2 separate regions of the Homo sapiens genome follow, and region 2 is linked to region 1. Evidence: chromatin loops called from intact Hi-C (ENCODE). Cell type or tissue: PC-9. All regions are shown on one strand. Links, peaks and the distances in the headings refer to the core of each region. The heading gives the core; the rest is flanking DNA.

Region 1 (2,917 bases), core at 238-2,737:
ACTAAAAAAAAAATGGTGAACAAAGGAACTATTATTGGTCACCTTTGGAGAATCTTAGCGAACCAACTAATTATTCTGAAAACTAGTAAACAGAAAGAAATGAAATTTTTAAATGCTTCAAGGAAATGTTTCTTCTGGCCGGGCACGGTGGCTCACGCCTGTAATCCAACACTTTGGGAGGCTGAGGCAGGTGGATCACCTGAGGTTGGAAGTTTGAGACCAGCCTGACCAACATGGAGAAACCCTGTACTAAAAATACAAAATTAGCCGGGTGTAGTGGTGCATGCCAGTAATCCCAGTTACTCGGAAGGCTGAAGCAGGAGAATCTCTTGAACCCGGGAGGCAGAGGTTGCGGTGAACGGAGATTGCACCATTGCACTCTAGCCCGGGCAACAAGAGCGAAATTCCGTCTCAAAAAACAAAAAAAGAAAGAAAGAAAAAGAAAAAGAAAAAAGAAAAGAAAATGTTTTCTCTATTTAAACATTTGTTATGGCCTGGTACGGTGGCTCACGCCTGTAATCCCAACACTTTGGGAGACCGAGGTGGGTGGATCACCTGAGAGCAGGAGTTCGAGACTAGCCTGGCCAACATGGTGAAACTCTATCTCTACTAAAAACATATAAATTAGCCAGGCATGTTGGCAGGTGCCTGTAATCCCAGCTACTTGGGAGGCTGAGGCAGGAGAATCTCTTGAACCCAGGAGGCGGAGGTTGCAGTGAGCCAAGAACACATCATTGCAATCCAAGAGCAAAACTCGGTCAAAAAAAAAGGAAATTAATTTAGTTGTAGTAGTTGGGGTGAATAGAGACAGTGAATAAATTCTCCTTACCTCCCACCTATGAGACAAACATTGGGCACTCACAGTGAGGGCAGGTTTGTGACCAAAAAACAAACAAATTTCTCTAAAAGCTCCTCTGTTCATAAGAGTTCCAAAGGGATAACTGTAGTCCTCCATGAAAGCTCAACAAAGTTTCCCATCCTGCCAGACAGAGCACACCTACCAAGTTCATGTTCCTGGTTATCCCTATGCCCAAAGCTTGCCTGAGGATACCCTGTGGTTCCACAAAAATACATTACCACCACACAATCCTAGCCCTGTCCATGCTGGTGACTGCCAGCATTGCTTCCAAACTAGAGCCTCAAGAAACAAGCCTAAGCACTCAGATTTTTCTCTCAGGAATTCGGGGACACCTGTTGTTCTATCTTTAACCAGCAGGTAGCGCCAACTCCCCAGCTAGGATGTCACCTTGGCCTCATCCCTGAAGTCGGCACCCTGCCTTCTATTCCCACTAGCTATCAGCCTCTAATCCATCAGCCTCATGTGCAGCAACTGTGTATCAGAGAGAGCTGTCTGAGAAATAGCTTTGTTTGGCTGACCTAAAAGGGATGTAAAAGAACAGCCTTTTTATAAAAATAGGGCTGTACTTTTCCAATAGCAATTCAGATCTAAAAAGGATTTGCCTTCTTAGGAAGAGGAAGGCCATGTGACCATGTGAATATTCTTCAAGATGCTCTTGGGTGTGATGGCCGCTGCAAGGTTGTGCTTGCCAGCACATATACAAACCCAGATACTAAAGTATTCTAATTAACGAGGCTTGTTTAAAGGTTATTAGAGATGAGAAAAAGTCTACATTAGAGCAGGACTATGAACCTTCACTCCACCATTCTAAAGCATCAACACCAACAGCTTTTCTCAACCCTCATATTCTGAGTCCTTCAAGAGCCTCATTTTGATTCAGCTGAGCAAACAGACCTCTAATAACCAGACTGCTGAGGACAGGGCCAAACCACAAATGGGTAAAAAAATCCCTCCATTTAATTAAGCAAATAATTAGGAAGTTTTGCGTTTACGATACAACAGCTTGTCTGCAGATCAATCTTAATTTTCCTTTCCAACTCCCATCCACCTTTGTTCACTGACAAATAGAGAGAAGGAAGGCTCAATGCTGTCTGTGGAAGGCAGTGCAACTTTCTAGGCCATGTCCAAACAAAGCAACAGGAATTCCAAACTTCACATGCCCTACCTGGAAATGCAAAATAATGGTCCAGATCAGACCCAGGGTCAACTTGGGGTTGCCATCTGTGATGTCATCATTGCGAATATTCACTAGTTTCACCTGAAAAAGAAATAAAAGCACGGCTCAGAGCTCTAGGACTTTTTGTTTTGATTAAATTTTTGCATCACTTCATTATTGATTTACAGTTAAACTGATTTCTTTTTTGGTGTACAGTTCTATGAGTTTTAACACATGTATAGATTCATGCAACTACCACCACAAAACAGTTTCATCACCCCAAAAAGGTCCCTTGTGCTGGCCCCCTCCTTGTAATCAAACCCTACTCTCACCCCTAATTCCTGACAACCACTGATCTGATCCTGATTCCTTGTTTTGCTTTTTCCAGAGTGTTGGATAAATGGGATCATGCAGCATGCAAGATTTTGAAACTGCCGGCCAGACGCGATGGCTCACGCCTGTAATCCCAGCACTTTGGGAGGCTGAGACAGGCGGATCACGAGGTCAGGAGATCGAGACCATCCTGGCTAACACGGTGAAACCCCGTCTCTGCTAAAAATACAAAAAATTAGCCGGGCATGGTGGCGGGTGCCTGTAGTCCCAGCTACTCAGTAGGCTGAGGCAGGAGAATGGCGTGAACCTGGGAGGTAGAGCTTGCAGTGAGCAGAGATTGTGCCACTGCACTCCAGCCTGGGCGACAGAGTGAGACTCCGTCTCAAAAAAAAAGAAACTGTCTTTTTATTTCACTCGGCATAATGCCCTTGAGATCCCTATCCAAGCTGTTGCATGAATCAACAGTTTGCTCCTTTTGATCGCTGAGTAGTATTCCATTATAGAGATATGCTACTCTTTGTTCACCCATTCATCCATCGAAGGATATGTGAATTATTTCTAGATTTTGG
Region 2 (2,917 bases), core at 204-2,703, 140 kb before region 1:
TTATACTGAAAAAAGATTGTGTTCCCTTAACATATACTAACTAGCAGAGAAGGAAGGAAGCCCAGAAGAAAGATGGAGAACTGAGGAAATCAGGCTAAGATTAGAATTTCTTCAGGACACACAAGGATATATACCTCAAGTCTTGCAGAGTAGATAGCATTTTGAATCCTAGAGCTCACATGGCTTATGAGAAATAAAGAATGTTCATCCAGTCAGTCAAATATTGTCTCATCTCCAACTGTGTATATACCAATATGCTAACTACATTAAGGGACACAAAAGTGAATTAACTGAGGGGATAGGACAAATGGATATAATCAGAAAATGTCAAAATTAGGTGGTATGTGATAAAAGCCAAGTGAGTTATACATTGTAAATGATTAAGAGATCAGGAGTAGTGAGCTGGGGAGATCAAAAGCCTTTATAAGGCCGGGCATGGTGGCTCACGCCTATAATCCCAGCACTTTGGGAGGCCGAGGTGGGTGGATCACCTGAGGTCAGGAGTTCGAGACCAGCCTGGCCAACGTGGCGAAACCCTGTCTCTACTAAAAATACAAAAAAATTAGCCAGGCAAGATGGTGCGTGCCTGTAATCCCAGATACTTGGGAGGCTGAGGCAAGAGAATCGCTTGAACCTGGGAGTCAGAAATTGCAGTGAGCCGAGATCGCACCACTGCACTCCAGCCTGGGTGACAGAGCCAGAATCCATCTCAAAAAAAAAAAAAAAAAAAAAGCTTTATAAAGAAGTGGACTTGAGCTATGACTTCAGAAATCAAATACCTAAAATGTATAAGGAGTGTCTGGGGTAACTGGATGTAGTGTATGGTCTATATAGGAAATAACACTGGAAAGATAGTGGGGATCAAATACATCCAAGACTGGAGACACAGAAATAGGCTAGTTCTGAAGGATACAACCATTTATCAGATCAGATGGCCTTCGAATTGCTTTGGGGGAAGGATAAGCACTTACAGAAAGAACTGTGAATACAGACAGAAGGTCAGGAAATCATTTTGGAGATGAAAATTTTAGAGGGCTATAGCATAATTTATGTCTGTTTTTTTCCCATAGGAACCATGTATGTATATGCTAGCTATCCAATCACACCAGCTCTCTGCATTCTTAACAGAGGGTCCTTTGTTCCAAACAGTAAGGCTCAAAAGAAACATAGTCTGATAAAATCACACTGAGATCAGTACTCCCAGCTGGTGCAAGGGCTGATGCCATTCCATAACACACCCTACAGGAAGCAGCCTGAGATACACAGCTGATTGATTTCCACAGCAGGAGCCTTGTGGCAGTGTGGGGTGGGGACTGGTCAGGCATAGAGAAAATTCTTCAGTCGCTGACTCAGATTAGTTCCCCAAGATCCTGACTCTATCTGTGTAAGTCACTCCCGGAAGCAACACTATTTCTTAACTAATTTTCTTAAAAGGAGAGGAAAACCACAGAAGCACCCCCAGCGAGTGGAACTATTTAATCAGTTAACTCTTACTTGTCATGGGATCTGAAGATGGCAAAAATCAAATTCCCTAGCTTTCTAGAAGTAAGCTGAATAATTCTTTCATTGTAAGGGGCCGTCATCCTGTGTATTGTAGGTTGTTTCGCAGCACTTACTAGATGCCAGTAGCAGCTTTTCCAGTCATAACAATAAAAAATGTCTCTGGGCCAGGCACTGTGGCTCATTCCTGTAATACCAGCACTCTGAGAGGCTGAGGTAGGCAGATCATTTGAGCTCAGGAGTTCAAGGCCGGCCTTGGCAACATGGTGAAACTCTATCTCTACAAAAAATACAAAAATTAGCCAGGAATGGCAGCATGCACCTGTAATTCCAGCTACTTGTGGGGCTGAGGCAGGAGGATCACTTGAGACTGGGAGGTCGAGGCTGCAGTGAGCCATGATTGTGCCACTGCACTCTAGCCTGGGTGATGGGAGTGAAACTGTTTAAAAAAAAAAAAAAAAAAAGGAGTGGCGGGGAGTGGGAGTCTCTGCAAAGCTATGCTTGGTTGACAACCACTGGTGTAGCATAAACTTTGGTGCCAAACAGACCTTCCCAATCCCAACTCTAATATTTACTTGCTATGTGGCTCGAACAAGTTATTTTAACCTCTTCAAGTCTTAAGTTTTCTTATCTGCAAAATAGGATTTTAAATGTCTGATTTAGAGTTTTTTTCAGAGATCATTTAGACTCAGATCTTTCTTACTGCATTTACCACTACATCAGTACCACTGTAATTCTCTGTATCTGTTTCCCTTACTATAGATGGTCTCTGACTTAACAATGGTTCAACTGAAGATTTTTCAACTTTATGATGGTGAAAGTGATATGCATTCAGTAGAAACCATACTTCAAGTACCCAATCATTCAGTTTCTCTATTTCAGTACAATATTCAATAAATTACATGAGCGAGTCAGCACTTTATTATAAAATAGGCTTTCTGATAGATGATTTTGCCTAACTGTAGGCTAATGTAAGTGTCTGAGTATGTTTAAGGTAGGCTAAGCTGAGCTATGATGGTCAGTAGCTACTTTTTTTTTTTTTTGGAACGAAGTTTCGCTCGTTGCCCAGGCTGGAGCGCAATGGCATGATCTCAGCTCACTGCAACCTCTGCCTCCCGGGTTCAAGCAATTCTCCTGCCTCAGCCTCCTGAGTAGCTGGGATTACAGGCGCTCGCCACCACGCCCGGCTAATTTTTGTATATTTAGTAGAGACCGGGTTTCACCATGTTGACCAGGCTGGTCTTGAACTTCTGACCTCAGGTGATCCACCCACCTCGGCCTCCCAAAGTGCTGAGATGACAGGCATGAGCCACCATACCCGGCTGTCAGTAGGTACATTAAATGCATTTCTGACTTACAATAGTTTCGAGTTATGATGGGTTTTTCCAGACATAATTTCACTGTAAGTCAAGGCACA

What was found. Peaks named below come from ENCODE experiments on the same cell type or tissue, not always from the same donor. Only the 100,000 strongest peaks of a DNase experiment are listed, where the experiment ranks them.
Region 2: a loop joins it to region 1, with 2.1 times the contacts of the local background. A loop is called at or near these places in 10 of 110 quality-filtered maps.

Annotation. Positions count from the first base shown.
Region 1 is chr1:39,257,136-39,260,052 of GRCh38, reverse strand. MACF1 (microtubule actin crosslinking factor 1) reads right to left here. Exons shown (of 101, transcript NM_001394062.1): 6 at 2,025-2,117. Among named protein-coding and RNA genes, the nearest start is that of MACF1, 54 kb to the right of the region's middle. In PC-9, for the core only: CTCF peaks have their summits at 1,030 and 1,230 (motif pointing right); a DNase peak (open chromatin) is centred at 1,202.
Region 2 is chr1:39,397,187-39,400,103 of GRCh38, reverse strand. The region is part of intron 58 of MACF1 (microtubule actin crosslinking factor 1); the gene reads right to left. Among named protein-coding and RNA genes, the nearest start is that of BMP8A, 93 kb to the left of the region's middle. In PC-9, for the core only: no CTCF peak of the experiment used is centred there; a DNase peak (open chromatin) is centred at 1,323; H3K4me3 peaks cover 356 bases; H3K27ac peaks cover 2,324 bases.